3 separate regions of the Homo sapiens genome follow, and all the other regions are linked to region 1. Evidence: chromatin loops called from intact Hi-C (ENCODE). Cell type or tissue: heart right ventricle. All regions are shown on one strand. Each heading gives the region's core, and the rest is flanking DNA. Links, peaks and the distances in the headings are about the cores only. Region 1 holds the start of LOC100192426 (a long non-coding RNA gene). Region 2 overlaps PTPRM (protein tyrosine phosphatase receptor type M). Region 3 overlaps PTPRM (protein tyrosine phosphatase receptor type M).

Region 1 (11,131 bases), core at 1,555-9,554:
AAAGCATTGTGTGTTACAATAAATGGAGCACCCGGAGCTCTATACTGAGTGCTGTTCCCTTCTCGATAGCAGAAGTGCTGGGGGATGGTGACCACCACTAACAGTTACTGGACATTTCTTATGGGTAAGTCAATGTGGTGAGTCTTTAGCTCATCAGAGTGATTAAGAAATAGACATGATTGTTATTCTATTCTCCAGATAATAAACAAACTTAAAAGACATTAATAAATTGGTCCAACTTCATACAGCTAGTTAATGTGGGACCCAGGATTTGAACTCTGGAACCCATGCTCCTGACTCCTAAGGCTTCCAAAGAACCACATTCTAGAATCACATAATCAGATAACTGTAGGACTCAGAATACCTTTAACAATCATATGGTCTTGTATCCTCTTTTGCCAGTAAGGAAACTGAGTACTAGAATGGTTCAGTGACTTGCACAAGATCACAGAGCTAGATTGGAACACAGCTAGGATTAGCCCCAAGCCCTCCTGCCTGCCTGCCAGGCTTCTTTCTGTTACAGCACACTGTGTCATCATTAAATGTTCATTTTTAAGATAGGCTACAAAAACTTTATCCGAGGTTCTTAAAAATAAAATGTTATCCTTCTATCTAGAAGAAAAGAATATCGTGTGTGTGTTTCAAGAACTTTCCCAGGTCTTGACTAAGTCAGAGAGGTCACATCTTGGCAACTTGGGAGACACAGGAGACCCAGTGCCTGAGCTCACCAGCTCTAGGAACCCTGATATGTGCCTGTTATCCTGCCACCCCAGTCCTGAAGCTGCTGCCCTCTTCTCAAGCAGTGTGAAGGATCCAAGCAAGCCGCTGGTGATGGGGTTGCCAGACACCTAGTCCTGGGTGATCCCCGGCCCCAACTGCTCCCAGCTCTGCCATATCCGACCTACTCACACATCCCTTGTCGCAATTAGTTCGCACCTTGCACTTAGCAGCCCATCCCAGCAGGGCAGCTGCCTCAGCTGCAGAGAGCCCCATGGTGGTGGCAGTGATTACATACACCTACACAAAGGAACTAGGTACCCTTTAAAAACACTGCTCCTACAGAAAACCCATTCCTGTGTCTTCCTGCTCCTGTTGAATACAAACTTTCCTTCCCAATACAATTCCCTTTATTTCAAAGTGTAGCATCAAAGTGCAGCAAGAAGGGCCTCAGAAGCAGCTGACGGTCACAAAATAGTGACTGCTTCCTGCTGCTGTCGGAGGATCGCGCCCTCCCAGCCCCCACCTGCCAGAGCCTCAAGACCACTCCAGCTGCCCTCTGCCAACTCCCCAAGTCTAGAATATCCCTCTCTTCCATATCCACCCATAGAAACAGCACTCCATATTTCTGTCTCATTTGTAAGGTAGTTTCCCTTATGAAGCTTTGCATACCTTTCTTTGGAATTAGCATACTTCTGACTGCCAACAGCAGTTTTCATTTTTAAAATTTTAATGAACATTTACTTGTGCTGAGCATGTTCTAGGTGCTTTACAAGGAAAAGAATTGAGTTAATATTCATAACAACTCTCTTAGCCCATTTTACAGATGGGAAAATGGAGCCAAAGTCACACAGCTAATAAATGGGACCTGGCTTTGAACCCAGACAGTGCGGCTCCAGGGAATGTGCTCTTGACCAGTCAGCTTGCCCCTTATTCTGCCTTGAGTTGAGTTTGTTGTTTACACATCTGTCTCTTAGTGACTATTAGAACTATGTCTCCTTGCTCTCTGCATCCCCAGCAATGCCCAGTCCGGGCTCTGCTTGTCATGCGCTTTCAGGGCTGTCTGAATGACTGGCAGGACAGCCTGGACACCACAGCCCGGAGCTAAGCACAGGATTTCCCTCATTGCAGCCACAGTGTTGGTCCCTTAGGTCTCCTATCTCTTAATCTCTCCCAGCTTTACGTTATGTGTTTGTAAAATAAGGATAATAGTACTTACCCCACAAAGTTAATGGGAGCGGGCGTATAATCAGATAGCGTTAGGAGTTGGAATCGTTTTCACCAGCATGTGATCTAGTCTTTGGCACATAAGGAAACTGAGGGCCAGAACGGTTCTGTGACTGGCACAAAGTCGTAGATCTATACTGTGACCCTGACACATGTGAAGACTGACAATGACAGAAAATACGGATTTCTTTTCTCAACAGATATATCATGTACCACTCTAAGAAATGTCCTCTCTGATGTACCTGGCGGCATATATATGTATTCTAATAATGTCATTGCTCAAAAGATTTCTGAAGTTCTTATTTCAGAGTAATCTGTAGAGTAGTATGTGACACTCTCTGTTTATTGCCCTTGCTGGTGGCAAATCTCCCTCCCCTGGCAGGAGGACTTACATTTGGGGAATAGCTAAAAGTCAAGCTGAACCTCTTGAATAAGATGGGGAACAAGCAGTGGAAATAACATGTCTCCTGAAAGTCTGGTTGTAGTTTGAGTGATGCTGCTTTCTGATTAAGTTTTCATCAAGATGAGGTAAGAGAGAAAAGTAACAAGACAGATTTCTCGTGTGGTTTGTAGGATAACACTTAAAATTCCACAAGGGGACCAGGCTGCATGTTTCTTTACAGCTGATGAAAACCAGCGTTGTGGGTACAGATGCGGCCTTGTGCTTATAAGTATTGTATGCCCATTAAATAACAACATTAACGAATAGATGCAATTGGAAAACAGACGCTTTGTGAGGGTACTTTAAGGCAGGACCGTAAAGGCATGAAAGAGGGATTTACTTATGATATGAAGTTATTTCCCAAACTGAAACTATCCAGACTTCCAGAAGCTCTTGATGTAGTGCCAGTTTTGAAATAATCTTCAAGGATGTTTCCCAAGGAAGGTCCCCCTTCCAAATAAAGCCAGTATGAAAGGAAGAATCTAGGAAAGCTATGATAAGCCAGGTACTTAATCAGCAACTTTATATATACTTTAAAAAATCTCATCTAATCTTCACACCCTCCCTAAGAAGTTAATAATAGGATCTCATATTATGCATGAGAAAACAGGCTCGGGGTGGAAGTCATGGAAGTCACCTGCCGCATGAGAAGACTGAGGCTCAGGGGGTGTAAGTCACTTGCTGCAACATCACAAGGTAGATGGAAAAAAAATCCATGTGCATCTTACTCCATCACACTGAGACCAGAGCAATCTGTGTTCTCAGGATATTTAAATGAGTAATATTTTATTCCTGTGAGACCTCTAAACCAAAAGGTTTGGGGATACAATAAATCTGTTATCTTGGAAACAAAGCTGGCAGCTGCTCTTGGCTGGGCTCTATGTGGTAGCTGTGCTTCATGGCAGTGTTTTTGCTCTCACTATCCAATATCCATCCACCCTCTTCTCAGCGGGCCCAAACACAACTATTAATAGAAGTATGGATACTCGGTTTGGATATCTCTTTCAAAACAAAGAAGAGTCTCTTAAAAACTCTTGAGAAATCAAAACTTGTAACTGCCTTATTCTTTTTCATCCCTTCTTCCCCTTTAAAGTTGTATTTATTGGATCACATTATGGTGCCCCCAACTTAAGAGCTAACAAGTACATTTCTTAGTCCTTCTTCATCATGGGTTTCTTAGCAAAATGAGTACTCATGCGCATGCACATAAACACACCTTCAGTTCTGCCCAGACTCCTTCCTGTGGATGGGGAGAGTTGCTGACACAGGAGGCAGAGTAGAAACGCAGCAGCTTGTGCTAATGGAAAAAGGAGGATGATGGTTTCAGAGCATGCATTCTGCTCTCCTGCCCACCCCTCCACCCGTCTCCAGTTCTGCCCCCAAAAAGGCAGCTGAAGTCATTTCAAGGCTTCCTACTTTGTTTCTGTTCCAGAGGCCAAGCCTCCTGGTAAGACTGAGGAAAGCGTAAAGCACCTTGAGTTCCATCCTCCCAAAGGGCCCTGTAGCTGGAGTCAGAGCCTGCGTTTCAGCCTCTCCTTCACCACCATCTAATTTATTGCCTTGAGCAAGCCACTTGCACTCCCTAGGCCTGCCTGTTGCTTCTTCCTTCCAGAGCACGAGGAAATACAAGGAATGAAAAGGATCGAGACCAGCCTGGCCCTTGCTAGGTCTCTTCTGGGCAAATCACATGCTCTTCCATCCACTAAGTGAGGCCACAGATGTCAGAATGCAGCCATCCAGTGTGTCCAGTTCAAAGTAGAAACTGCTCGGTGGATGGGAGTTGCAATGATCTTGAAAATGAGTGTTTGGAAATTGACTGTCTCTGAGATTCCTCGCAGCTATATTTGATTTGAATCCCCTTCCCCAAAACCACCTATTGTGTTGGGAGTTAATCAAACCACACTGATAGGCAAATGGACATGCCAATCTCTCTCTCCCTCTCTCCCTCTCTCTCCTCTTGTCAGATAAGGTTTGAGGGAGAGAGGAATCAGCAGGGGTTCCCCCTAGCTGTCCCTCCACCATCATAAGCCATGCACAATTGTCAGTACTCACCTCTGCCCTCCTCCTTCTCCGGGACACCCTGCCTCCTCTCTCCAGGCCTCCATGGGCTCCTTGGCCTCTGAATTCCTGTAGACATCTAGAGTCCAGATCACAAAACAATCACTTAATAGTCGGAATTTTCATTTGTTCAATTTCCATTTTTGGATAAACTGGGCACATGGCTAAATGTTTTCATCACATTGTATCAATTAATCCAGTGGTTCCCAAATGTATCTACACTTCAGAATGGCCTGGGGAGAGGGGGGCTTCAATAAACTACTGATACCTCTGTCCCACCCCAGAAATTATGATTTAATTAGAGTATGGCCTGGGCTGTAGAATTTGTTAAGACCTCCCTCCCCCCAGCTAAGTGATTCTAATGTGCAGGCAAATTTGGGAACTGCTGACTTCTTAGAACTCTCTGCCATAGGACTTATAATCATGTCCTATTTACAGATGAAGCTCCTGCAGTTGAGCAAACTCCAGTGAGCCCCTCAAGCTCACGTCCACACTGCGTGAGAGCCAGCACTCCAGCCTGGCAAGACTGCAGCTGTGCTGTCTCAATCCTTGCTACCCACAGTGTGGTCCAGAGACCACAGCATCACCTGGGAGCTTGTTCAAAGCGCACATTTTCAGGCCCCACAAAGTCAGACCTACCGAATTTATTCAGAATCCCTCCAAGGGAGTCTCATGCCTGCTTCACTTTGATAACGGCTGCTGTAGTCATGTCAAATGCCCTGAAGGTTACAGTCATGTGCTGGCAGCCTCGGGAGCCACAGCTCTGGCCCCTAGCCATCCTCTGACTTTAATTTACCTGAGTATTATCTGGGCTGCTGGTTTAAAATGACCCACCTCAAAGATCTTTTTTCAGGAAGTTAGAAATCCTGGAGTTATAGCGTTTCTGTGCTGTTTCGTGTTTGTGAGTTTTAAAGCCAATAAGGATCACCCCTTTGGAGCAGGGACCACACATCTATTCCTGCCGCCCTCTGGCAGTAATGAGCAGGTGGCAGGGCTCGGGACTGTTAGCCTGATTGATGGCCTGGTGGAACCACCACCAGGGCACTAAGGTAATTAGACGATCTGTTTCTGGACCTTGCTTTCTGGGCTGGAGGCTGCCGCCTTACGTGATTAGGATGCGTGGGAGGCGCCGCCTCTCCTAGAAGCTGTGCAGGTAGCGCTGGGCTGCAGGAGGCAGCCAAGCCAGGCGCACGATCAGAGCAGGGACGCCTCCCGTTCCTTGGTTCCTGGGCTCCAACGGGCACCTCCAAACCAATAGTTCCAGCATCTCTGTATGCAGACCTTAGAGGACAGGAAGCGACTGCGAGCCCCACACTCTCCAGACACGGAAACTCTAAATGCAGAGAGAACGAAGCATATTTTGTCTTCCTTTTCCTTTTTTTTTTTAAGCAAAATAATAACTTGACACAAGTCCAAGTAGTTAAAAAGATACTAAAAGAAACCCAATTTAGAAGGGCTTTTAGTAGGCTGAAAACAGATGTGGCAAACCATTTCGGGATATTCTGGGAGATGAGATGGGGAGGACCGGATTCGAAATGCCTGGGCCGCCTGTTCTGGGCCCGCCCCGCCAGGTGCCTGTGCTCGGGAGGGGCCTTGCCCAGCACGCATTCTAGAAGGAAGCGGCCCCGCGCCTCCTCCCTCGCAATTACCGCCGGGTCGGAGGCATCCGGGCGGTGCGAAGTCAGCACCGTGCCGAGCAGTTGAGAGCAGACGGTGTTTTCTTTTCATTGTTCCCTCGCTTCGCTGGGAGAGCGGCGGCACCTGTTCCGCGGAAGCGCGGCCAAAGTTGGAAGCCCTGGCGGCTGCTGCCTGCAGCCGACGCGCGGGGGCGCCCGGCTTCATCCGGCCGCGGGGGACCAGGAGCCTGAGAGCCTGGAACTGGGTGCGGGGGGACAGCCAGCCCGAGAGGGCCCAGGGTCGGATTTCGGATGGAACCAGAGCTCGCTCCAGGGAGTTGAAGGAGTTGGGAGCGCATCTCCCAATAATCCCAAAGAAACCGAGCTTTCAGTGCATGCAAGGGGCATTTGATTTCCCTCATTTCTGAGCACTGAAGCACTCCACTGTCATATTTTTGAAATTCGAGAACAAGGAGGTTAAAGAGTCTAAATGGAAGACTAGGTGACCATCCAAAATATCATACATCAATTGCATCTTGTAATTAGTAAAATCATTTTTATTACTTAAGGTAAATCTTGATAAGGTGTTTTTATTAGGTAAGATAAACCTGGTATAACATACGTTGCGGGTGTGTGTGTTTTGTTCAGTTGTCATTTTCAGAGAAATAAATGAATTTTTAAAGTGTATATTTATTCATCAATAATTATTTTTAAAGTGTGCCTGTATACCATATATGTAGTTTTATATCTATCCCACTACCTTCTGCTTGCATAACTGAAGTCACAAAAAGGTAAAAACTAATCCCCCAATATACAGAAGAATCTAGTATGTCCCATAAAAGCATCTTTGCTAACTGGCATCGTGAAAGTATGGTGCTGGACACTCTTGAAATGAAATCATTGTTACTGTCAAATTAGACATCTCCACAAATATACATGATCTGCTCAAACTGACTTTACATCTGGGAAAGGAGAAATTGTAGGTCTCTCTTACTCTGGGATATTTTTGATAGAGCAAAGGTATCCATGATGTAAATTTCTGAGATATTATAGATAAGCCCTTTATAAAGTCACAAATAATATTCCCATAATGAGGGGGGAAAAGATTCCAAAGAAGGCTGAGCACTTACTGAGGGCAGGGACCATCATTGTCTCCTGCTTTACAGTATCTGCAACTCCTAGCATATCTGGTTTACGTCTTGCCAACTAAAGGTAATGAGGCTTCCCTGGAAGGGCACTGAATCCATGGCCAGAAAGTTTCACAAGGAGGCAGCTGAAATAACCAGCCACATAGCTCATGGGGGAACATCAGTGCACCTCAGGGGGTTGGCATTCTGGGAGAGGTCCTCTCAGCTCAGATTTCTTTTGTAAACTTTCCCAGTCTGGGACTTTCCTTCCTACACTGATCCTATGACTCTGCATAAAATTCAGTTTTATATGTATACATTGCATATTTAGTGCACACAGGACACAGCGATCAGGTGTTGCAGGGTTTGCAGAAATAAGCAAAACAACACCCTTTATGTGCTGGCCAGGAATAAGTTTACAGTCAAACAGTGCAAGAAGGGCATCATACCAGGGTCAGAACAAGCATGTTTCATCAGGGCAGCAAAAAGAGCTCACATCTATGGAGGAGTCTTTGAAGGAGTGCAGCGTGTGAGATGTACTTTAAAGAATGCAAAAAATCTTCAACTGGGAAGAAATGGATGGGAGGAGAATATTCTGAACAGAAGGAATGGTGCGAGTAGGAGTTTGGATCATGGGGTATGTTTGGGGAACAGGGCAAACACTTGTCCTTGAACATAAAATATATGTGCATAGAAAAGAGAGCTATAAAAGATAAGGCTGGAAATGCTGGTTGGGGCCATATTTAAAAACTCGTTCTTACCTGCCTGGCCAAATAATTTGTATTTAGTTTCAGAAAGTAGTTAGAAATAGGAGATTCTTGAGCAGAACAAGTAAATAGCACTGGGATTACACATTGAGAGAGTTTTTGTGGTATTGGGACACATAGAATGCCCATGCAGGAAGACAGTAGAGCCTGAATTTAGGATTGTGGCAGAGGGATTAAGAAGTTGGAAAATACACTTTGAGAGCTGCTTCAAAGACACTCCTAGCCTTGGCAAATGGTTGGGTTTGCGAGAAGGAATGGGTTGGTTAAGGGAATCATAGCAGTCACATAGGAAGTCAGGAAGAGCGCAGTGACTGTGGGGCAAAGAATTCTCTTTTAGACTTATGGTCTTTGAGGTGCTGGCAGGACCTCCAAGGGAAGATGCTCACAGAAGAAGTTAGAAATCAAATTCAGAAGGTTGGGCACAGCGGCCCATGCCTGTAACCTCAACACTTTTCGAGGCCAAGGCAGGAGGATCGCTTGAGGCCAGGAGTTCAAGACCTGGCAGCATAGCAAGACCCCATTGCTATAAAAAATAAAAGATTAGCTGGGCATGGTGACATGTGCTTGTAGTCCTAGTTACTTGGGAGGCTGAGGAGGGAAGATCGCTTGAGCCCAAGGATTCAAGATTATAGTGGGCTGCGATCACGCCACTGCACTCCAGCCTAGATGGCAGAGCAAGACCCTGTCTCTAAAAAAGAAAACAAAACAAAAACAAATAAAAAACATTAAATTCAGCACATGGAGAAACAGGGCTAGAGTTACAGAATAGAAATTCATCCATGGAGGGGCAGGGACAGGAATAGATGAAAATGCCAGGAATCCTGGGGAGGCAGAAGAGGCCAAGGACAGAGCTTTGAGGTGGTCACGTGTTCCTGCCCAGCCTCTGGTCCTGCTCTCCTCTCGTTGATGTCTAGAAAAACATTCTTACCAAAAAAAAAAAAAAAAATACAATTTGCTAGGAGAATTTCAAAAATATGACAGTGGAGTGCTTCAGTGCTCAGAAATGAGGGAAATCAAATGCCCCTTGCATGCAAAATTCTTCCACCTGAGATTAGTTAGAGGCTTCAGACAATATGGAAAGACAATTTCAGATTTTAGGAAGTTTTGTTTATTGAATTTATTTATACTAAAATGAATCTGTAGTTCTAATTTGGGAAAATGACTTAGCTACTTCCTTCAGAAAAAATATAATTCTAATCTTTAGTGTTCAATCTGATTTTCTGCCCACTCCTCCTAAAAAGTTTTCAATCACTTTCTGAAACTAGAAATAATTCAAAAGAAGAGCTAAAATATTGCAAACTTCCTTCACAGTTTATTTTTGCAGGCCGTTCTCTGAGTAGAGATGCACAGGAAATGAATGGTTACAGTAACTGGGATGTTTGTGGTAAAAATACAATTTTTTAAACTTAGACCATTTTTCCAGGTTTTACGTCTCCCATAACTCAAATATTGTTTTCTTCTGAGAAGAATAAAAACACAGGTGATCTACAAAAAATAGACCTTCCTCTTGAGTATACAATTAACTTTTGTGTGCAAATTTTGTCCTATAAATCATAGTGTGACCCATCATGGGAGGAACTCCAAAAAAACCAAACTGTAAACCCATAATTTCTTTTATGTTTTCTAAAGGTCAAATGCTGCAAATACTGGCCAGATGACACAGAGATATATAAAGACATTAAAGTTACCCTAATAGAAACAGAACTACTGGCAGAATATGTGATAAGAACATTTGCTGTTGAAAAGGTAAGTTTTCATACTGCTTTTAAAAGCTATGGTCAGACACTAGTGGTACCATACTAGCCTCATTAACTTACCTAGGATACTTTACACATGCTCATATCTCAATGCAGGTAGGCTCTATCTGATGGTTTCTCAAGATTGCATCTTGCTCTCTGATTCTATAACAGCTCAGTTCCATCTTTAAAACAAATCATTCTCATTTCATAAGAATCTATATTTTGCAAGTAAACCAAAAGTTAATGTCTATTTGTTTATTTTCTTTCCCTGGTTGATATTGTTCTGCCCGTCTCTCTTTCTTTGTTCACAGAACAAAGTTTGCTAAATTTTGATAAATGTCCTTCCAGTTTGGTAAATTTCCTTCATGGTGTATGTCGATATGCATTTTCCAGTAGGGAGTTAGTATCAGTGTTGAGACACAGGTCCTAACTCCTCCTGGAATCTCTCACTTCCTTGTGGCTTTCGAAACCTCTGGTTTAATGTGGACTGATGGATTTTCCAGGTGGAAGTGACCTACCTGGAAACCTAAGTGACTGATCTCCATCAGACATGGGACACTCTTGCATGAACCAGCGCATTCATTCATGCTCACTCCCATACTGGTTTTCCCCTTTTGTAGTTGCTGGTGTTGGGTCGGTGAATGTTCTGCTTTGGTTCTGCCCTGCCTCATCCCATGTGCATGGATGGGGCTTCTTCTCTGGGATGCACTGTAGGGCATAACAGGGAATTTCCTTATTCCCCCTCTTTCTGCTGACATAGGGAGGGGCCGGAGGTGAAGCAAACTGCAGTCCATCCAGAGAAGTGTCACAGGTAGGCTCTGGGGAAAGTGGAGGTGATGTGGCTGAGGAACACTCTGCCTTCCAAAGATCCACAGACTTTTCTATCCAGAGTTGATTCTCCATAACCGAGCCCTGCACAGCTGCCCTGGACTTAGGGATCTTGGTGTGAATTTGTTAGCTTCTACTCATGTAATAGTAGCAGGTCTTCTTGGAAGACCTGGGTTATAGGCAGATTGCTAGGGAATTGGATTTTGGCCTTCCTCTCCACTCTATATTCTTTTTTTTTTTTTTTTTTTTTTTTTTAAGACGGAGTCTCGCTCTGTCGCCCAGGCCGGACTGCGGACTGCAGTGGCGCAATCTCGGCTCACTGCAAGCTCCGCTTCCCGGGTTCACGCCATTCTCCTGCCTCAGCCTCCCGAGTAGCTGGGACTACAGGCGCCCGCCACCGCGCCCGGCTAATTTTTTGTATTTTTTTTAGTAGAGACGGGGTTTCACCTTGTTAGCCAGGATGGTCTCGATCTCCTGACCTCATGATCCACCCGCCTCGGCCTCCCAAAGTGCTGGGATTACAGGCGTGAGCCACCGCGCCCGGCCTCCACTCTATATTCTCACTGCATCTAAATGCGCTTTTTAGATGAACAAGACCAGTTTTAGGAAA
Region 2 (11,131 bases), core at 1,658-9,657, 280 kb before region 1:
CAGTGCTGGAAATGAATATGCTGTAGCTTTAGATTATTCTCTGTTCTCTCTTTGCTTATTATGAAAGATACACAAAAGCATTAATGATCAAAAACGGCTGACAGCATTGTTTTTTCCAGGAGTTATGGCAGTTCACAGCCTTACATCATTCTTCTGGTTTTCTTCCTTGCTTTCTCCTTTTCACTCCTCTGACTCCATTCTCAGCCTTCCAGCACTAGCCTTGCCTCTCTGACCTTGTCTTCGTTCTGGCTCAAGTCCTTCTCGTACGTTACCCTCCACCTCAGTCATTTAATTTTGTCAATCATCTTCCTACAACCTGGGTCTGATCATTACACCTTTACTCAGTAGCTATCAAAATCTCTTATTTTGTCGAGTTGTCAATTTAATACTGCCCTCTGAAAGAATACTTGTAAGTGCAGAAGTATTCAAAATAAAATATCCTTGCTTCCGAATTTTACTTTTCAAATGTAACTACTATTAACAGCTAGATACACATCCTTCTAAAATTTTACAAGGTAGAAACTGTAGTGCAAATTCATTAATGAATATAAAATGGATGCAGTTTAATAAATATTATCAAACCCAGCATTTTATTACAAGAATAAAATACCATATGAGACTCCCACCTCACATCATACAAAAATAAACACCAGATTCATGATCTAAACACAAAAGTTTAGAAGAACCTTCTAAGAAAAAGGTAGGAAGACATTTTTGTTATATATTTTTCTAAGCTTGATATAAAACTCAGCAGTCATTAAAAATAAAGATTGACAGATTTGGTTATATAAAATTTTAAACTTCTGAATGATGAAAGATACCATGAAGGAGGTCTGAGTACAAACAGAAGACTTGGAGAGATTATTTTCAGCACTTACAGCAGTCAACAGGCTGGTGGCTATAATATATAGAGACCTGCTACGTAGTAATAAGAAAAAAACAAAACACTCTTTTAGGAAATAAAATGGACAAAGACACTTCAAAAAAAAATTCACCCAGCATGTAAGTATATGGTAAAGTACCTACCCAGCCTTACTAATGATTGAGAAATGGAGTATTACAAGTGATACAGAAGTTTAAATTTCTATAATATCAAGTGTTAATCAGTGATGTGGAGAAATGTGTACATGCATAGTCTGTTGATGGGAACACACATTTTGCAGTCTTTTTTTTTGTAGGCAATTAGGGAGATTCTATCAAAATGTAAACATAGTATGCCAAACCTATTTCTAGAAGTTTATTAGTAATACTCCCCAATGTACAAGGATATTTGCCCAAGTATTTTCATTGTATCCTACTAACTTTACATATCTCTAGTGAGTAAATACCAGACTCCTGGTCATGAGACTAACACATGGATTGTTTTAAAAGCTTTAGTATGTCTGAGATATTGGAAAAAGACAAAAGTAGAAAAGGTACTGTTCCTTTTCTGTTGAAGTAACTACCCCATCAGCAACCAACTATAGAAAGAATGAAATGAGTTCCAAACTTAGGGACTCAATACATGAGTGTGTGACTAGAGTATCAAGTGCAGTTTTGGTTGGGCACTTTAATCAAGTAGAATGGTCTAGATTTGCCAGCTGATTGGGACATTCAAGAGTCTAGAGTTGAAGACACCTTAATATCCTTAGCCTGGATAACTGGGCTGTTAGTCACCATCAGCTGAGATAGGTGGTTATGTAGAGGGAATGAGAATTTAGGGGCCATGTTAAGAAGTTTGTTTTCAATACTCAAGGGCTTCTGTGATCCAACCCAAATCTATATTTATAACGCCATCTCCTACTATTTTTCTTCTGGAACTCAATGAGCCATGTATATGAAATTGTCTCTTCGCCAAGAGCCTTCTGAGCCATCACACACCCTGCTTTTGCTTAGATTCATTCTGCCTGTGCCATCCCATCGCTCTCCTCCTATAGCAGCTCTGCCTATCTTTCAGTATTTTATTCAAGTACTTTACTTTTCCTTGAAATATCCTAGGTCCTTTCCTCCCCTAAAATCAGATTTAATTATTCATTCCTTTGTTTTCTCAGAATAATTGCTTAAACCTCAATTAGAGGATGGTGTTTTATGCTGGCTGGAATTACCATCAACTCACAGTCTAGAAGATTTTGATTCCCCTCTTCTATAACATGCAAGTCAAAGATTGCATGTTATTCTATCTTGGTTTCCCATGAATCTCTCAGTTTAGAATTTGAGGCTTTAAGTAGAGAAAGGGAAGACAATTTTGGAAGATTTCAGGCACTTACCTGCAAATCAGAAATCATCCAATAGAAGCAACAGTTTACTCCATCTCACCCAAATCTAACCCTCACACATGATGTTGAGATCTCAGTTTGCTTTTGACATGGCACCTCCCATAAAATTACTTACATCCAACACTGCTGCAGCAACGTTTTTTACAGAGGCTTCATTACAGTTTCCTGGACCTTCAGCCAGGGACAGAGTACAAGTACAGAAGCTTCCAGACTTCCTTCTTGTAGTTTGCTGCTGTACTGAAGTACTTAACAGGCACTTAATAAGCATGTATTGAATGAACAAGTGGAAAAGTAAAGCTGAAACCATATGGACATTTGAGTTTGAGCATGGGAGTATATTTTGGTGCCCTTTAGAGCAGCTGCTGAGGTTGGTGAATGTCTACCATCAGCTCTGTGGCAGGCAGTGGGGTTGTAGAGTTAGAGTGCCCCTGCTGCCGAGAAGCTTTTCTCATTCTGATATTCAGACTCCAGGGCTCTGTGGATGGGTCTGAGATGGGGAAACCCATCACCTTTGTGACATTTGGTGGACATATACATGCCCAACATATTTGTTTGTTAGGCGTGAGGGAGAGGATCTGTAATTTTTAGGAGTGCATGAATTAGTGTATACATGTGTTTTTTAGAAGTAGGAAAGAGAAGGTGTCTAATTTTTACCAAATTGTCAAAGGGCTATGACTGGAAGCCAGCTAAGAACCCCAGTGTTATTTTGCAGCCACAAGGCTTTCAGCAAGTCCAAGCCCATCAGCCCTGCTGGAACAACAAGTCCCTTAGTAAAGCGTTTGCTTGATAGTCTCTGTGGGTGGAGCAAAGATCCCACTTGTCTTGAGTGTTTACATGAGCGGATGCACACACCCGCTCTCCCCAGGAGTAGTTTTAGGAAAATAGATACTGAGTGCCAAATATTTACTGATCACAGTGGGATCAGGAAAAGAATAAGACATCAGTCACTCCTCAGAAAGAAGATACAATTACATGAAATGTTCCAATTCCTCTGGTATATTTAAATCATGATTTAAGATCAAAGAAGAGATTTCACAGTACTCCAAGATTCATTGCCCAGTGAATTGTATGAATAGTCACAACACAGGCATTCAGTGGATCTAGTGATTGTTAGGCCAGGTTTAGGAAGGCTTTACAGATACACAGAATGAGAACTCTGGATTGGGACATGGATGGGTACTTTTTTTGTCCCAGTCTCATCTTTGGAAACCAACCCTCCCTCCCTCCCTCCTTTTCTCCCTCCTTCTCTCCCTCCCTCCCTCTCACCCTCCCTCCCTCTCTCCCCTTCTCTCTCTGCTTTTTTTTCATTTGGTTTCTGTGACAGCTTTCTCTCCTTTGGCTCTCTTCTTGCATTTCTGGCTCTTCTGTTGGCTTCTCCTCCTCTATCCTGTATTAAATACCTACATTCATTAGGGAGTGGTACCAGGCTCCCTTCTTTTTTTTCTAAACTTCCTTCCCTAGTGACCCCCTCCATTCCAGAATTGAATATCATCTCAATGTTCATCACCCCCAGTCTTCACTTCCAGCCCAGTCCTTTCAAATCACAGCTTCATGTCATACATGTGTGTCCACCTGACTGCCGTGGGCATTTCCAACTTAGTATGTCCACCTGTGTCTGTAAATTTCTCCTCATATGTTCCATTCTTTTCGATACATGGGACCGTCTTCTGATCAAGCCCAAAATGGAACCTATCCTTTATTCCATCCTCTTTTTTTTATATCCAGTCCTTCACTGAGTTCTGTCCATTTTATCTCTAAAAGATGCCAATTCTTTTCATCTCTTGCTGTCTGTACCAGCCCCACCTTATTCCAAGCCCCTGTATTTTCTCCCTTGTGCTATAGCTCTAGGCCCTGGACTCTGCTGTACTTCCTAGTGCCCTCCCTACTACTTCAATTGCCCCACCAATCAAATCAACCTTCCACCTGCAGTCAGGGTGAACTCTTTATAAGGGAAATTAGATCATTTTATTTTCATGCTTAAAAACGTTCAAGGGCTTCCTGTTGTATGTATCCAAACTTTTTATCTTGGGGTGCAAAGCACTGTACAGTATGGTCCTACCCACTTCTCAAGCCCCCAAGGAACCACACCGACCTCCTTTCTGTTCATATACTGTGCCCACTCACTCCCGCTTCACTGCCTTAGTTCCTACTGTTCTTCCCCAAACTCTCAGCATGATTAACTCCTTGGGAAAGTTCAAATCTCTTCAGCTTAACTGACATCTCAGTGGGCCCTTCCCCAGCCACTCTAAGTGGCTGTGTAATAACCTCTCTCCCCTGACAGTTCTCCTTATTTTAGCACCCTATTCGTTTCTTCCATGGAACTTGGTGTTTTGAAAGTATTCATTTACTTACTGTATGCCTCCCCAGCTCCATCCCACCCTGTCCAGATTCTCAGTTATCTGAAACAGGGCGTGTATTTACCTGCTGGCCATGGTGCTTGCAGAGTGTCAGTGTTCAATCAATGTTTGAATAAAGTAAATGAATCTGAATAGGTAGAAAACATGGAAACAGAGCTAACTGTCTCATGTTCCAGGCAGGTGAAAGCTTACGAGCAAAAGCAGTGTCAGAAAAGCCCCATTAGTGTTTGTAGGGCAGTTAGTCTTTATCCTCTGACCAGAACAGAAAGGAATATAATGGTGTAGTATCACAGATTCAGAAGTAAGTTTGGAGAAGGTGAGAGCAAAACTAAGGAGTTTGGGCTTTCTCTCGTATGCATTTATGTTTCATTAAGGTTTCTAGACAGGCAATAAAATGAATGAGAACACTAAGCTAGCCACGGTGGGCAGCGTCAGTCCTCATTTTAATTATACTTTGTCATAGTTGTTGGATCACTTCTCCCCTTCCCCTACCAGACTGATACCTCCTTCGGGGAAGGTACGATTCCTAAAGCACCATGCAAGACCCCAGCTCCGAACACAGTGCTTGGCACATGAGAGGGGCTCAATGAATATGTTTCAAATGTGTGGGTGAATTAGTGAGTAAACATTGGAAGCAATTATGCATTCATAATAGAGGTTTAGATCCGTCTCCTCCAAACTGCCTTGTTCCCTGGAGGTATCCGAATGGAGGACCAAGTAATCATACAGCGGTTACATCGCTGACGTCCTTCGCTCAGCCACTAGGGGGTAGATTGGCTTTGTCTCTTCTTGACTTCCTTAACCTTGCAGAGGAAGTCTGTTAGAGGATTAACAATAGATACTCTGCATGACTCCAATAGTGTCATGCAGTGCAGTGATTAATATATATAGCAAACAGTTTTCTTGCTAAAGCTTAGTTGATTCAATCTAAATATTCTTTCAGAGAGGTCTTCCTAATTGTAATGACATGGTATAAATATAAGAAGAAAGAATGTCAATTATCACTTCGTATAATAACAGTGTTAGTGTTCATGCACATAAATTACAAGTAAGTTTACCTATTTAAAAGCAAGAAAAGTGCTCAGTTTTGCAATTTAAAACTTTCGAATATGCCACATTTTAAAATTATGTCATTACAACCAGTAGAAGTTAGTAATCACCACTAAAGTGCATGTTCTTGAATAGTTGATGAACTACTCATAGTGAAATTCTTTAAAATATCATTTGAAAGGGTAGGATTTAAAGGCACCTATGTTATATTTATTTTCAAACACTTCAGACTCATCCAACATGCTTTGAATATCTGTTATGTAGCTAGTATCATGAAAACTTCTAGAACTGCACTGTCTCATATGGCAGCTACTAATCACACATGGCAATTTAAATTCAAATTTTCAGTTCCTCAGTCTCACTAACCACATTTCAAATGCTCAGTAACCAGATGTGGCTAGTGGCTACATTTCCATCATTTCAGAAAGTTCTATTGGAAGACATTGCTCTAAAGAAAAGAAATTAATATGACCCATAATGATCACTCTATTTGTAGCATCAGGAATGACTGGAATCTGTCTAGGATTCCAGTCATTGGAGCAGATGTCCTCACCCACATTGATGAAAACACTTCAGTGCCCTCGTTCCCAATAGGTAATGATCCTAAGTCAAATTATGGCCACTAGATTAAAGATGAGGCCTTATCCTTGTCAGTATCTTATCTGTTTGAGCTAGTTGTATATTTTCTTATTTTGTTCTAAACCCATTGTAATGTAGTTTTACAAAATGACATTTTGAAAGCAAACAACTTCAAAGTATTAGCTTAACCCCGAACTCATCCTGTATATTCTAATCTACTGGCTTAAGTTCCCCTGTCTATAAAAGTAATAACTCAGCAGCTTTGGCGGAGTTCCTTCATCCCTTCAGTGGATTCAGGATTTCAAGAGTCTGAGTAGGAGCTTATCATAAAGTGTCTGACAGTGCATACATCAGAAGGGTTTATTGGATAAAGATGCAATCTGAGTCCATCTGCTCCAGATATTTTATCACTTTCTCATTCTTTTGCAGATCACCTACAAAGCAGTCAGTTCCTTTGACCCAGAAATAGATTTATCCAATCAGAGTGGAAGAGTTTCAAAGCTGGGAAATGAAACCCATTTTCTGTTTTTTGGACTGTATCCGGGGACCACATACTCCTTTACCATCCGAGCTAGCACAGCTAAGGGTTTTGGGCCTCCAGCAACAAACCAGTTCACCACCAAAATATCAGGTACTCTACATTCGTGAGTTGTGTCTTTTATCAGAAGTAACATTTTTGTCCGTTTTCATTCCCATTGTCAAGTATGCCAAGCTCGCCCACACTAACATTGTATCCAAAGGAATACTCCTGGATGCCTGAAGCTCAGACTCACAGCTTTAAATGAAGTACTACAAATATTTCTCATTTGGGAGCTTAAGATCCTCACATGTTAGGAAGTGGCTATTGTTTTAGCAGGGCGTCTTGGAGGACTTGGGCATGAGGCAGAAGGTTCTGTTGAGACACTCTCATCCCCTTGTCAATCCCAAGTTGCCAGAGCAGTACTGTTGGAAAAATCTCTGTAATGAACCATGAACCATCGGGAGCTCTGCAGAAAGACAGTCATATAGAGTCTGCTTCCTGAAGGATCAGCCTCCTTGGGATCTCTACCATAAGAAACTTCTGTCCTGAAGAGAGAGGCAAATACATGAGGGTACCAGGAACTGAGGGCCTCCAGCTTTTTGCTTTTAGAGACTTAATTATGCCATCTAACAAAAGACGTAATTTGAGAAATATTTCTAGGCATGTTCAACTGTGCAGAAAATGTCTTTGTACTTCAGACTAGAGGAAATTAAGCTGCCATCTGGTATGGGATATACAACAGCAATAAAAAAATTGCATGAATATTTTTTCCCATTTTTTCCCCTTTGGGTATGAGTGTGGAAGTGTTGAGTTTTGGCTTTAACTATTTTGTTTGGGGTGGAGCAGGTGGGGTGGAAGTAGGGAAAGGAGCTAACTCTTGTTATCAGCCATGGTTAGGTCAATAATATTTAGCCTGACCTTTATATCTTTTATCTCTCATTCCTTGTTTTGTATTAATAAAAGTTATCATTTGGAGTTGAAGGAAAGGAATATTCACAACTAGAGTATTGTAAGTGTTTGGCTAGGTTTTGAGGGAGGGTTTAGAATTTTCTTTTTAAGCAATTATAACAAGGGATAATTTTTTATTGTGTAATATTTTATGAGCACAAACTTGACTTGAAATTTAATACACTTGATATTCTGTGTATAGAATTAGGTTATAGAAACAGTATGGAGAGTTGAGAAAGAGAAAATAAGTCTTTGGGAAGTTAGAATAATTAGAGATTAGAAAACTGACACAGATTGAAGAAAATGGGTTGGTAGAAGAAAGACCACTGGACTTGGAATCAAAAAATCTAGGTTCTAGTTATGATTTTGCCAGGCACTTCCTCTCTGATTTTGATCAAATAAATTTACTCCTACATACAAATTAAGATAATATTATCTAGCGCATGAATTTATCATGGGGATTTAAAGATGAAATAAGTGCCAATATATATACCTCGAAGCATGTTTTAAGAAATTTTTCCCATGTAAGTTACACTACAAAGATTATTGTCATAATGAGTGTATTTTTTGAATAAAATAATTCATTTTTGCTATTTTTATTAGATAAGAATTCTGATCAACATGGCCGTATTAGTCCGTTCTCACACTGCTAATAAAGACATACCCGAGACTGGGTAACTTATAAAGAAAAGAGGTTTAATTTACTCACAGTTCAGCATGGCTGAGGAGACCTCAGGAAACACAATCATGGTAGATTCTAATCAATGGTTTTGACCACTTTCAGCATGCCAAGTTCAAATAATTTTATTGAAAATCAAGCAACCTGACATTTTCATTAGCCTATATGGCTCATCAAGAATAAGTATTTGATTTTTATAGTCTTAAAACAGTTACAGTTTACAGGTCCTGTTTTCAATTTTCATGGACCTAAGAGAGGGAACCACTCTTGTTAATTCTATGTTATGAATTGGAGTTAATTTTTAAGAGAATTGAAATAAATTTTAATGCTGAGATCATTCAATAAATGGAACTCAGAAGTAACCCATATCTGTTATAAACAAATCTTTTTGTATATGTAAGACAATTTTAAAAACTGTATTTGCAAGAAAACGACCTCTAGCTTTCTCATCAGGAGTCTCTACCAGTGGGCTGTGAAAATATGGTATGCCCTCCCACATCACAGCTCCGTGTAATGATTTGTCTTGTCCGTAATTACTGAAGACCTCTGTTGCTATCATAATAAGACTTAACAGTCTAGAGAAGGAAGATGCTGGAAACTGGCCTTAGAAATAGGATTTACATTGGGAGGAGAACTAACATTTGTAGAATTATATTTGCCTGTCTCTCTGTTCTCTCTTTGAATTACGATAATAAACGTAGAGGGTAGTTCCCCCCATTTTGAGATGTATAGAAGCTCTTATGCTAATTAAAACAAAACACAGCAAAAAGTCAAACCCAAGCCTTTCTTATTTCAGTTCCTATGTGTTTTCCACTGTCATGCTTTTCTGAGAGCCCACAGATTGTCACTAATTAATTCCAACAAATCTCTCTGACTCCCACTGTCCTCTTTAAATCCCCAATGAGTCTGGTACATGAAAAACCTTGATTTAGATGGAATAACTATAAAGTCCAATGATTATTTCCTAAATATGCCTTTAGCATAAACAGTTTATTTGAGAATTCATATGTACAGAAAAGTGTACCAATTGTAAGTGTACAGCTCGGTGATTTTTCACAAGCTATGCTCATTTAGCCAGAATCCAAATCAAGAAACAGAATATTACTCACACCTTAGAAGCCCCCTCATACCATCTCCCAACTTCAACTCAAGATCACAGAGGACAGTATGGGCTGCTTTTAGCAGCTGTCCCTGTGATTCTATGTAGGGAATATATGTGAAGCTTGCTCGTGGTTGTTGATAGCTGCAATGTAAAGTAAATGCACTGTGTTCTTAATGCTCTTTGTAAAAGAAAGTGGAAACTAAACTGAGAAGATAAACCAGAAATAATGAGTCTCCCATTCTACGCCTTTTTCCCCAGCACCCTCTATGCCAGCTTATGAACTTGAGACACCTTTGAATCAAACTGACAATACCGTGACAGTCATGCTGAAACCTGCCCACAGCAGAGGAGCACCTGTCAGGTATGGAACAGAGGGTTGGGCCGGCTCTAGATAGAAGAAAACTAAATCAAGTTGATTAATTCCTCCAATGTGTTTTCTAGGGATTTGCTGCAAATCTCAGCCAGCATGTAAATCCATATGTTTATTAGCTCTAATTAAAAGTAATGACTGAGGAAAATGAAAGGGCTTTGATGTAAGGTGATCAAGTATTGTTTAAAGGGTTTTATTCTGATGCAAGTGAGTTGTTCTTTTGAAGATAAGGAACAAAGCACTAGTCTGTTGAGGAGGTAGTTTTAAATTAAAAGGTGACTGCTTGATGCAATTTGGTTACCCAAGGGCAGATGACATTTTTGTTCTCAGCTCTGTTCTTTGAATGGATGTTTCGATTTTTTCATTTGTGTGTTTACTTTGGGTTTTATGTCATTTATTTTTTAGTAAATTGGCTAATTTCTCAATAAAATATGAGATGTATAGTTTTTTGAAAAAATAACAGATTATTGGAAAGAACATTGTGAAGTCTTTATCTGAACAGATTAGAGTTAATTACCAACATCTAGGCCCGCATCTTATTCCATGATGATTTATATAGCTAAGCAATTATAAAGTATAACTTGTATAGTGACTGAATAAAATAAATTGATTATTTCCACGACAGAGCAAAGGATGCCTGAATAGCTCTGGAGTATCAACTTGTCATAAACTCATTAATCTACATAAGTGAAATTTCTACTTGATTCAGAGGGATTTAAATGTTTTACCTTTGTATTTTGGAATAGTTTCCCTTCAGAGTCATCTATTACTTTGAATAGAGTACTTGGAAGAAAGATTTACATTGACAATTAAGGCATTATAGGGTTTATTTTCATGTTTCTTTTGTAGAATTTGATTTCATTAATGTTTTGACACCTGGCTATATTTGATCATGTTTTCACTGCAGTATCATAAGGCAATCAGTTAGATTTCTTTCTATTCAGTAAAATATATATGGAGGTTTCGGTTCATAAAGTCATAAGTAAAACCAGAATAGTATTAGTTTTTAGTGAAGTCAGATTAGGGAAGAGTCACAGAAATTTTTATTTGAAAAATCTCCAAAATGTTTAAAACAATTTTTAGTTTATACTGTAGAATAATGCAACACAGTAGCTCATATGAGGTTTCATGCTTGCTGTTCATAGATGCAGTTTGTGAGAATACTATGAAATATATAAAATCTCTATTCCAAATTGGAGATAGTGTTACTGCTACCTTTCGAGTGATGTGCTTGACACTCCCCAGGCCCTCTGGGTTGATTCCTGTGGGTG
Region 3 (11,131 bases), core at 1,615-9,614, 79 kb before region 1:
CTGCTGGGCATTTATCACAGAGAAGCAAAAATTTATATCCCCACAAAACTCTGTAAATAAATATCCATAACAGCTTTATTTGTGATCACCAAAAACTGGAAACAGTCAAATTGCTCTTCCCTAAGGGAATGACTAGACAAACTCTAGTACATCCATATACCATGGAATATTACTGAGCTGCAAAAAGGAATGAACTAATGATATAGACAACAACTTGGATGGATCTCAAGGGCATTGTGCTCAGGAAAAAGAAGCCAGTACTTGATGATTCCATTTGTAGAATCTTCTTGAAATGTTACCGAAATTAGAGAGATGAACAGTAGACTAGTGGATTCCAGGAATTAGGGGATATTCAGTGCCTATTCAGAGATTCCACAAGGAAGTTTTTTTGTGGTGACAGGATATTTCTTTATTTGATTGGAGATCTACACTTAAGACGAAATGGCATGGAACTATACACACACACTGTACCAGCTTCAGTTTCCTGAGGTACAGTTATGTGAGGTGTAATCATTGGGGAAAACCGAGGAATAAATGGAAGCTCTCCATACCATCCTTGCAACTTCCTGTGAATCTAGAATTATTTCAAAATAAAAAGCTTTTTAAAATCTATTTATTAGTATAATTTAAAATTTATGTCAAATTTATTGGTTACCAACATAATGATTCTTTAATTAACTCACTGGTGATTATCCTGATAATAAGGTTAACCTTCAGTTTGAAAGATGCTGGGGTCTCTTTTCATGAGCATAATTTACAACTGTAATGACAAAATGAGGCAAGGATTTATGTCAATTAACAGGCTTACATCTATGAGACATTTTGGGTAAAAATTTTAGCATGGTACTTGGAACACAGAGAGCTGCATTTGTTATCTTGTGTTATTGTTAGTATTATGTTATTTATTTATGTTTTTTGAGACAGAGTCTTGCTCTGTTGCCCAGGCTGGAGGGCAGTGGTGCAATCGTAACTCACTGTAGCCTCAACCTGAAGAGATCCTCTTGCCTCAGCCTCCTGAGCCTGAGTAGCTGGGACTATGGGCATGTGCCACTATACCTAGCTAATTTTTTTTTTTATTTTTAGTCGAGGTGGGGTCTCGCTATGTTGCCCAGGCTGTTCTTTCTCCTGGCCTCAAGCAAGGCTTCTGCCTTGTCTTCCCAAAGTGCTGGGATTACAGGTGTGAGCTACCACACCTGGCCACCATTGTTCTTATTAATACTACTGAATTGGTTATTTATTGTGATTTTACTAAAAGAATTTTTTTGTCATCAAAATCGTTTGAGCCTGCATTTTTTTCTTATGACATTTCTTGGCAAAAACTCAGATTCCCTTTCAGGAATTTTCTTTGCTGAAACAACAGTCTAGCTATTGTGTGAAAGTCCATTCTGGTAATGTGGGTCCTCCAAGGGCATTAGCTCTCGGCTGTTTGCATTTCAAAATTGACCCTCAAGTTTACTTTCATTTACTTTCAACTCTGTTGCCTTCTTGAAAATGTTTTAAGGCAGTACATCTAATAAGCATGAAGCATCTTACTTTTAGTTTAATCCCAAACCTTGTAGTTCTAAATAAAAAAATTGAACCACGTGCCCCTAAGGTTTTAATCTAATATCTGGTTTCTTGAACTGGGGCCAGCTCTTCATTTTTCAAAGCATCAACAGATTCTAAATACAACTTCTGGCAACCTCCTTTTAGCATCTGACCTTGGTTCACTTAAACTAATTGTTATCCTTTCAGCAGACTGTGATTCTGAAGGGGGAAGAAACACTATACTGTGAAACATTAGAGGAGTTTTTAACATTTGGGGTATAATGCCCTCCATGTAAAATGTCTATTTTCAGTATTACCCTCTCCCTGCCTCTACTAAAAATTAAAAAAAAAATTAGCTAGGTATAGTGGCACATGCCCATAGTCCCAGCTACTCAGGCTCAGGAGGCTGAGGCAAGAGGATCTCTTCAGGTTGAGGCTACAGTGAGTTACGATTGCACCACTGCCCTCCAGCCTGGGCAACAGAGCAAGACTCTGACTCAAAAAACATAAATAAATAACATAATACTAACAATAACACAGGATAACAAGGGCAGCTCTCTGTGTTCCAAACATGATGGTAATTTATTTAAAACTAGATATAAGTATATACTTTTTAAAAAACATATTCAAGAACCAAGCCTCAAAAATACTAAATTTGAATGCACTCAGGATGCATGAATCTTCTGATTTATAATTATCATGTATTTTTCCTCATACAGAGCTCCTCCTATGTTCCAGGTAGATGCTGGGTGCTGAGGATGTGGAAGACTCAGCCCCTTCCCTTGTGGAGTTTATAGTCTGGGGAGGACAGAGATGTTTGTGACTCTAATGATATGTGCATTTCCATCAACATTCTACAAGTTCTACACATTCTACTAATAACATGCCAATTCAGTGGCACTTTATATATGCAAGCCAACATGGTTTTTTCCACTGACATTCACAGGTTTTAATACAGAAAGCAATCCTGTTAAACAATTTAATTATAAAAATTCTACTGTAAACATTAAAAAGCAAATTCAGTAACCTACCTGTGGTCACACAGTTAGGAATCAGTCAGAGCTGGGATTTAAGCCCAAATCTTCTGGTCCTACATCTCATTCTTTTGCCTCAGCACCACTTAAGCCAAGGTGAGACAGTGAATTCAGTTTTCCCCAAGTGTGAGATGCAAACAACTGATGATGTACAAGGTGATTTTTAGGAGGCCCACTCATGGGGAATAAGCTGTGCTGAATTGCAGGTGAGAAAGTGATTGGCTTTCCCGTTAGTTGTCGTTCAATACTTTTGATTCGCCAGGGAACCTTGGTTTGAGGCAAGCGTTCTCTCTCAGCCAAAGAAGGGCCTGGCCTCAGGCTCCGAAGTAGTCAAGCAGCACTGCCTGGCTGGATTGGATGCTATTCCTTCATTTTTGTTGTCTCGACTTTTTCTATTATCTTTACCTGAGGAAAGAGTTCTTGGCTTGGCTGGGCGTGGTGGCTCACGACTGTAATCCCAACACTTTGAGAGGCTGAGGTGGGCAGCTCCCTTGAGCCCAGGGGTTCGAGACCAGCCTGGGCAACATGATGAAAACCCGTGTCTATAAAAAATACAAAAATTAGCTGGGCATGGTTGTGTGTACCTGTAGTCCTAGCTACTCAGGAGGCTGAGGCAGGAGGATCACTTGAGCTCGGGGTCAAGGGCTGCAGTGAGCTGAGATCACACCACTGCACTCCAGCCTGGGCAACAGAGTGAGACTTTGTCTCAAAAATGATGCGAAATTTCATTTGCAAGTACTGTAAATGTATTTGCATATACACGAGTTAAATTTACATCATTCAATAACAGAGGGAAGTGGTGAGGGGATGAGGGAAGTGCTGAAGGTGTACATGAGTGACTAAAATTTGGAAAGACCTCGTGAGTTGCTGCTGAGTCCTCCTGACTGCCTTTGTCACTTGCCTCTAGGGATTCTCATTTGCTCCTTCCCATCTGCTAGTTGCAACTTCCCAATTTCAAATCACATTAGTGAAATGAGTAACGTTTCAAGGGAGTACATTCAGATGACTACGACATTCACCCAAGACCTACTGTAAGATGATGATCTCTCTGTTTTGAGAGGTGAATTGGTTCTTCCAGGATTCCCAAGGGTGGCTGGAACCACCTCTGACTCTACAGATGAGTGATCAGCACCACGTGGAAACTTCCGCCATGCTGGGATTTCTGCTCCATACCAGTGCAGGCTCATTGTTTTCACTTATTTAGAATCTCATATTTACTCTTGTAGACTAAGGCTGACTGCCAAGGCTTCCCTTACAAGAAGTAATCCATGTGATCTAAAGTGAGAGTATTCACATTCTTCAGTAAGATATGACATTTGGCTAAAAGTCAGTCTTTAAATAAAAGGAGAGCCTCTATGACTCTACAGATAACTTTGGGTTATAAAGTTCCATACAAGTGTTTGCTTTTAAGAGTAGGCATTGAACTTTCTGGCAGAGTAAATTGAGATGTAATCATTTTTTGCTAAACTGTTTTAAAAGATATTTCTAACCTTATTTTCTAAATTTCTAAAATAATTATACGTTCTAAATTTTGATCTTTAGTTACCATGACTTAAGTATTGCAGGAAGAGCCTGGGAATTGTGCTGATGGGTTTTATAAATTAATAGGTGTCAAAAAAAGAGTCACAAATATCACATTAAAATTCCTTTTTCTGCTATACTTATTCATTTCCAAGCCTGTCATCTCTTAAAAAAAAAAAAGTATCCTTAGATTTTCAGTCACATTTGATGGAGTTTATGTGCTCTGATTTCCGAGGTGAGGACATTTAAAACTTCACAGCTCTCCAAGAAATACCAGGAAGGGATGTTTGCTTTAAAAAAAAAAGAGAAAAGAGGGACAAGAATAAAACCCCCACCCAACTTCCAAATACTATATAGAGTCAGTGAAGGAAAAATACAGACATGGGAGGAAAAATTGGAAAAAATTTTCTTGGAGACAACAGCAAAAACTGGCAGTCAAGTCAGTAAGGATGTACTGTCATCAAGGTCTCAGGTTTTCATATTAGAATGAGAATAGTAACAGGTGGCCTGATGGAGCACTGGCTGCATGCTGGGTGTGTCACACATGTTGAGTCTCACCGCCCTTCATGTGGCCATGGTGTCAGGAGGGAGACTTGCTCAGTTTTCAAATAGGAAAGTGACAGCTGCCCTGGTATGTTTATAACAGCTTACTCTGGGACAAGTTTATAAACTGGAGGGTGGCAAAGAGACCAGTCAGGAGGCTACTGCAATAATGCAGGCAAGAGATGGGTTGGAGGCTGCTCTCCAAAGGAAGGGAGCAGCTGAATTTCCACAAAAACATCCATCTGCTCTCTAGATGTTTTCAAGATGCCTTTTCCAAGGAGGTATTCTTACTGCTCTCTAAGGATCTGGGCGCATTTGCACAGGCTCACTGTCAAAGTCAGGTGCAGAGGTGGAGGAAATTACAGCTCTTGAGTAGTGTGAACCTCCCAAACTCTGGCAATATCTGCATCAGAGGCAAAATGAAAATTACTGTCTCTCTGAAATTTGGGGTGACAATCCTAGAGACAAGACCTAAGCCTAGCATGACTTATAGAAACACAGATACTTTCAGCTGCCTCTAAAACAGAGCAGTCCTCTTTGGGGGACCTGTGACAGATTGCTCACTGACATCACTATTTTGACACCCCATTAAATTACCATGGCCTCTTTGGGTTTGCAAGGGCACTGCAGTGAGAACAGGGGCAGATCCAAGTTCCAGAATCTTCAAAGATTGATCTCATTGATATACATGGGAATCAAGAGATAGGCAACTCAAAAAAGTCAGCTTTGACCAAGTTTTATGTAATAAATCTAAACACATAGAAACCCTTTGGTCCAGCTTCTCCAGGACACCATCCTCATTCCATAAGAAGCAGCAGAGAGTCTTGCAGGAAGAAGTAATCTGGAAATGCAGGCTTTGACTTCCAAACTGATGAAATATTCTTGTGATGAGCCCTTGAGAGCCCCTGAAGGGGGGTGCCAAAGAAACAAGGACTCCCTGAAATGCAGCTGAGAGCTTCATCATTGGCAACATGACAGAGGCACCCAGCCTCGAGAAGACATTCCAGATAAGGGGGAGCCCCAGGCATGGCTGAGGATGTAGGTCTCTGTTATTAAACTGTTTTTTAGGGAACAAAAGAAAAGAGTAGTGCCGGCCAAGAAAGGGTTGAATATCCCCTAACACCCACCGTCTGCTTCTTACAATTAATGCCCTACTGACACTCACCCCAATTATATCAAAATCATCTCCTTTTTGGAGCCACCTTATTCTGCGTCAGTCTCTATAATCCCACAGAACAGTGGCCTTGTCCAAGGAATGTTCAGCAGCCGTGAACACTCCGCAGTTACTGTTTCCATGACTATTTCCCCTTGTCACTCACTTGAAGGATATGTTTTTTTGCTCTTGCCACTTGATCAATGGTTCTCAACTTATTTCTGCTCCAGTGCTCTTGAGGGCTGTGTCACTTCATTAGCGGGAGCTGACTACCACAGTGCTTCTGAAGGTGGGAAGAAAGGGGACTTTTGAAATGGAGCAAATTTGAAGAGAAAGAAAGGCAACTTGATTGAGGGGCCCTCCAGGGTGTTCATACTCACATCACCAGGAAGCATCGCTGTGCAGGTGGTGATAGGACTGTGCCACTGAACTGGCTCATTCCATAAAACGTGGTAACCAGAAATCCTTGGTGGCTTAAGACCCATGGCCAGGGTGACTTCAGAGTGCCACATGCACAGTGCAATGCATCAGGCACAAAGCCACAGGTTCTGAGCCAGTTTTGAGGCCAAATGGAGGCGCACTAAGTTCAGAGTGGAATGGCCTTGGCTTGGGTCCCAGCTCTTCTGTTTACCAGCTGTGTGATTTCAGGGGAGCCACTCAATGTCTTTCATACTAAATTTCCTTATCTATACAACAGGATTAAAATGCTCACCCCCCAATAGAGCTTCACAAACCTCATAAGCATGTATGGATCAACAGGAAATATATGACATTGCTGTGGAAAAGGCACTTGTAAAATCCCTCATACAGAGTAATATTCAATAGAATAAGAAACATATTCTAAAGCTCAGTCAGACATCATGGGGACTGTTTATAGGCATGAAAACATTGTGTGTGTGTATATATATATATACACATATATACGTATATATATGTATATATACGTATATATGTATATACATATATATACACACATATGTATATATATACATATATGTATATATGTGTGTGTATGTATATATATACATATATATACACATATATATATATACATATATATACACATATATATATATACATATATATATACACATATATATATACACACATATATATATACACATATATATATACACACATATATATATAGGCGGCAAACCTCAATCCCATTATCAAAAGAGAAAGAGCTATTAGGTAAAGGAAGATAATTGTACGATAACAATTGCCGAGATCATGATGGCTGCTCTGAATCCTGCAAAACAGAAAAATTCTGCACAATTTCACGTTGGATTAAGTTGCAATAAAAAGTGGCCAGAGATTAGCAGCTTCTTTAAAAGATCAGTGAATGTTCACATTTAGATTTCGGTTTGTTTAGAAACCTAGTTCGTGTGTCTAGATTCTTGTTTTCACCCAGTCCTCACCTCTCTTAGCCGTGAAGCATCACATGCTCCTTTTGCCTGCCTTTGTTCAGGACACTGGAGAATGACAGTGACCAGTGACCATTGCCATCACTGTGCCTGAACTTCTGGGGCACTCTGCCTTGTGGCCCATCAGGCAAAGTTAGGTGTCTTCAGTTGCTTTAGTGCTATAGCAATAAATAGTTTATATGGGATCTAATAAAATGCGATGCTTCGAAGCACCAGAAGAGAAGTCTGAGCAGAAAACAAAGAAATTTCACAGACTTTGCATGCCCCAGTGAGTTCATCTTCCTTCTTTCAGGGTGATGATTTTAGTCATTTTACATGCACAATTTTATTCATATGAGAAAGGGAGGAAAAATTTTATTTCAGAAGCATCTAAAAAACTTGACTCTGCACTGCCTGAAAACATACTGCACATTATGTACGGCCTTGACCTGCATCCCTTTCTTTCTGGCAGCTTTTCTGTTGAATAGGATTTTTTTCTCCTTTTTTAATATCTAGGAGTTGTGGCATTTTTAACAGACTGCATCGTTTTGGAGTAATGTTCTCTTGAGGTGGGCAACTGAGATGTATAATTATATCCTGTGGAAAATGGTGGCGGTATGAGGGGTGGGGAAGGAGGTTATTAAATCACAAAAACATGTTTCCTATTCAGAAAAAAATGACAGTATGCAGGATGTTCAATTTCCTTCTGCTCTGTGCCCATGGAGAGTACAGCATCTTCAAGTGGGGAAGTCATTGGTATTCACTGGAGCTTGCCTGGTTTCATTTTTATTGTTTTGGAGACTTATTACTCTTTCAGAGTGGTTCCCAGGTCTGCTGCCTCTTCGCAGTATATATGAGCTAAGGTAGTCAGAGGAAACACTTTAATTACATTTTAAGTAGAATAAAAGCATAAGTATATTTATGAAAATTCTAACAGAAGGTGCAGTGAGACCATTAACTTAAATCCCAAAAATACATCTAGTGTTTTTTTCATAATAGGAAGTTCATAGTTGGTGTGTTAAATTATACCTGCATATTTAAAATCTGCCCTAAACACTAAATATTGCCTAAATGTGCATATTATATTCAAAATCCCACCTATAAAACTTGTGCTGGGAGCAGGGGCCATCATTGCCTGCCTCACACACCTGTCCTTAAGTTGCTGCTCTGCAGATGGGATGTCCTCAGGGGCTAAATGATGCTTTTAGCCTTGGTTCCCTCAGCCATCCCTCCTGCTCTCTCTCATTGGGCCTCTTGTTCAAAATTATGCCTGAGCTTTGGTCGAATTTGATTTTAGCAAGCCTGAACATAATTCTGACAAGGGAAGACTCTGAGGTGAGAGTTAGAGGAGGAGTTGGAGGTTGTGCTTAAACTTGAATGTAAGGATTTGTCTCAGGCATAGAAAGATGCAAGGTGAAGATAAGCAAAATTTCCTCCCAGAGACCAGAAGCCAGTCGTTGGCATATGCTTCGAAAATCCTTATTCCAAAGAACAAAGTTCTTTTCTGTCGCACTGGGAGGATTCAAAACCTGATTAGCTTTACTTTCAACAAGTTTGAGAGGAACCCTTCTTTTCTACAATATAAATTATTTGGTGATTACTTCCCAAGAATATTGGTTCAGAGTAGAATTCTTCTTAAAGCATTCAATATTCAGTTTCTGTAATTTTAAAAGAACATGTGTAACTTTTGACCTCTTAAAGATAAAAAAGATAGCTAAAGAACCTTTTATTCTTGCCCAAAGAAAAATGCACGGGTGAACATCTTACAAAATGTGCACTGACTTTGCTTAATTTATTAAAAGATATTTAAAAGTAAAAAAGTATGTGAAAAGGAACATAATAGAATAATTGCATAGTAAAGTTACACATAACCCAATGTTATTTGATTTTCCCCAGGCACATTTTACTGTTGTGTTTATTAGTGATTATGCCCATCTCATGGTCTTCCAAAAAAAAAAAAAAAGGAAGGAGGGTGGACTCACAGGGTCGTTAAGAGAATCCTCAGTCTCTCTAGGGAAGGAAGAATAAAGGAAGTGTATCTGCCACCTCTGCAGCTGCACATCTGTGGCAGTCCCGGCTGCAAACTAGACATGAAGCAGTATTCTAAGGCACTGACGGCAGTGTTCCTATCCCAGTTACTGTACTTGCCCTGAGAATTGTTAGCCAGGAAAGCAACCAGGGGCACACAGTCTGAGAGATCGTACCATATCATGGCTTCTCTGAATATTCAGTGGCTCCAGAGCTACAGATGAAGTTTTATTTTCTAACTAAAAATTTAAACAATTGGTTTTTGTCTCACTTTAGGCATAAGAGGGAGTCTAAAGTAAATATTTTCTCAGATATCTTGAACGTATATGCTAGAAAAAAGCCATAACATTCAAAACTGGATCCATCTTAGGAAAAAAACATTTTTAATCTCCATAACAAAAGGAAATAAAAGCCAAGGCAACCAATCTAGAAAGCCTTTCCCTTTTCTCTCTGGGCTCCCATAGGTTTATTACTTATTTTCTAAGCCAGGGATAAAGACTCGTGGTCTTAATAATCCAAATGTATCCATGGGGAAATTGGCTATATAATTGAAGGAACACTTACGGAAAATGCAAGACACCATCACCCTATCTGTATGGAGTCAGGAGACAGTGACATTTATCTATGGAGGCACTAGTTATCTGACCTTTTCCTCAGAGCATTTCTAATTTTGTTTTGTTTTTTAAAAAACACATTTTGCCATTTATAGTGATTCATGTAATTCCTGGATAAGAAGTTGGGAGGCTCATTGCAAGAAGTTGAACTTTTCCTGCAGTGGCTCCCATGCAATGAACACATATCATGTATGAGAAGAAAAATTCCTGTTTTATAGAAGTAATCAATAGTTAAAATTTAGGTGACATTTTTAATATTCTTTTGTTGTAAACATTCTTTCAGAGACAAGCAGAGATAATCTTGGCATGGAAAACAATTGTTGGCCATGTGTATTTAAGTTGACTTAATAGTGTTTTCTTCTCAAGGTCATTGGGGTAAGAGTGGTAGAGAAAAAGCAGTGGATAAAGAGTCAGAAAACACTGACTTCGGATCTAGGTTGTGTTAGAAGATGTTGAGGTGTCTGTCTTCATCTCATGTCCCTCAGCTGTAAGGGACAGCTCATGTCCTCTCCTCCAGTGAGGATCAGGTGAGAGGATGGACTCATTCATCTGCACATACTTTTGATGCTCTCATAATAAGTGCTCAGAGATGGATAAAACTTGGGCCCCATCTGTAGGAAAACATTCTGGGAACTGTAGTGCTCAAATGCAGTACAATTGGTTATTATTTCATTTGTTGATTTGTGTCTGTTTCTTGGTCACCAATTAAATGAAAATAATACAACTAAAATAACTATTTTTAAATACAAGGGCTATTGGCAGTCCTGTGATAACCACAAATGCTGAAGAAACACAGCTGTGATGTGAGCATCATTCCCCACAAGGGAGCCTCTGTGTGTCCAGAGAGGGCAGGGACCCTCATGTGGCTCGGGTCCCCACGTGAAGGCTCAGGGAATCTAGGGGCATTTTCTGTATGAGTTGAGGCTGTGGATTTACTGGAAGACTTCAAGGTCTCAAAGTCACTTTTCTTCTTCCATCTTCCTACAAAAAACAAAATCTGAGAACTTTTTAGATGGGTGGAAAAGGCAGAGGGAAGTGAAATTGGTAATTAATCATGACAAACTCAAAGTGGAATTAAATTTTTGGAAGTCAAATAGTAGTTATTACTCAACTATAAAATTATTGTCATTCATAGAGTAACAAAGACAGTATTCAGAAAAAGAGTATCTGACTTTAAAATCCCTGAAGCTATTTTTAAATGCATGTTATGTAGCAGAATAGAAGCTACATGTTTGAATAAATCCCCTGATTATATAAAGGTCTTGTTCTAGATGGAATCAACTAGCGATTTTTAATGATAGTATT

The links. A loop is a pair of places that touch in the nucleus more often than their neighbours do. Peaks named below come from ENCODE experiments on the same cell type or tissue, not always from the same donor. Only the 100,000 strongest peaks of a DNase experiment are listed, where the experiment ranks them.
Region 2: a loop joins it to region 1, with 1.9 times the contacts of the local background. A loop is called at or near these places in 5 of 110 quality-filtered maps.
Region 3: a loop joins it to region 1, with 2.1 times the contacts of the local background. A loop is called at or near these places in 4 of 110 quality-filtered maps.

What each region holds. Positions count from the first base shown.
Region 1 is chr18:8,361,307-8,372,437 of GRCh38, forward strand. PTPRM (protein tyrosine phosphatase receptor type M) reads left to right here. Exons shown (of 33, transcript NM_001105244.2): 24 at 9,584-9,700. LOC100192426 (a long non-coding RNA gene) reads right to left here and starts at 5,728. Exons shown (of 4, transcript NR_024419.1): 1 at 5,551-5,728; 2 at 4,439-4,523; 3 at 3,603-3,683. RefSeq lists an enhancer at 6,041-6,541. In heart right ventricle, for the core only: CTCF peaks have their summits at 6,268 and 6,475; a DNase peak (open chromatin) is centred at 6,253; H3K4me3 peaks cover 1,019 bases; H3K27ac peaks cover 386 bases.
Region 2 is chr18:8,079,001-8,090,131 of GRCh38, forward strand. It overlaps PTPRM (protein tyrosine phosphatase receptor type M), which reads left to right. Exons shown (of 33, transcript NM_001105244.2): 10 at 6,671-6,872; 11 at 9,749-9,851. Among named protein-coding and RNA genes, the nearest start is that of PTPRM, 520 kb to the left of the region's middle. RefSeq lists enhancers at 5,056-5,922, 9,789-10,337. In heart right ventricle, for the core only: a CTCF peak has its summit at 5,382 (motif pointing right); a DNase peak (open chromatin) is centred at 5,341.
Region 3 is chr18:8,282,722-8,293,852 of GRCh38, forward strand. The region is part of intron 19 of PTPRM (protein tyrosine phosphatase receptor type M); the gene reads left to right. Among named protein-coding and RNA genes, the nearest start is that of RAB12, 320 kb to the right of the region's middle. In heart right ventricle, for the core only: no CTCF peak of the experiment used is centred there; a DNase peak (open chromatin) is centred at 6,324; H3K27ac peaks cover 782 bases.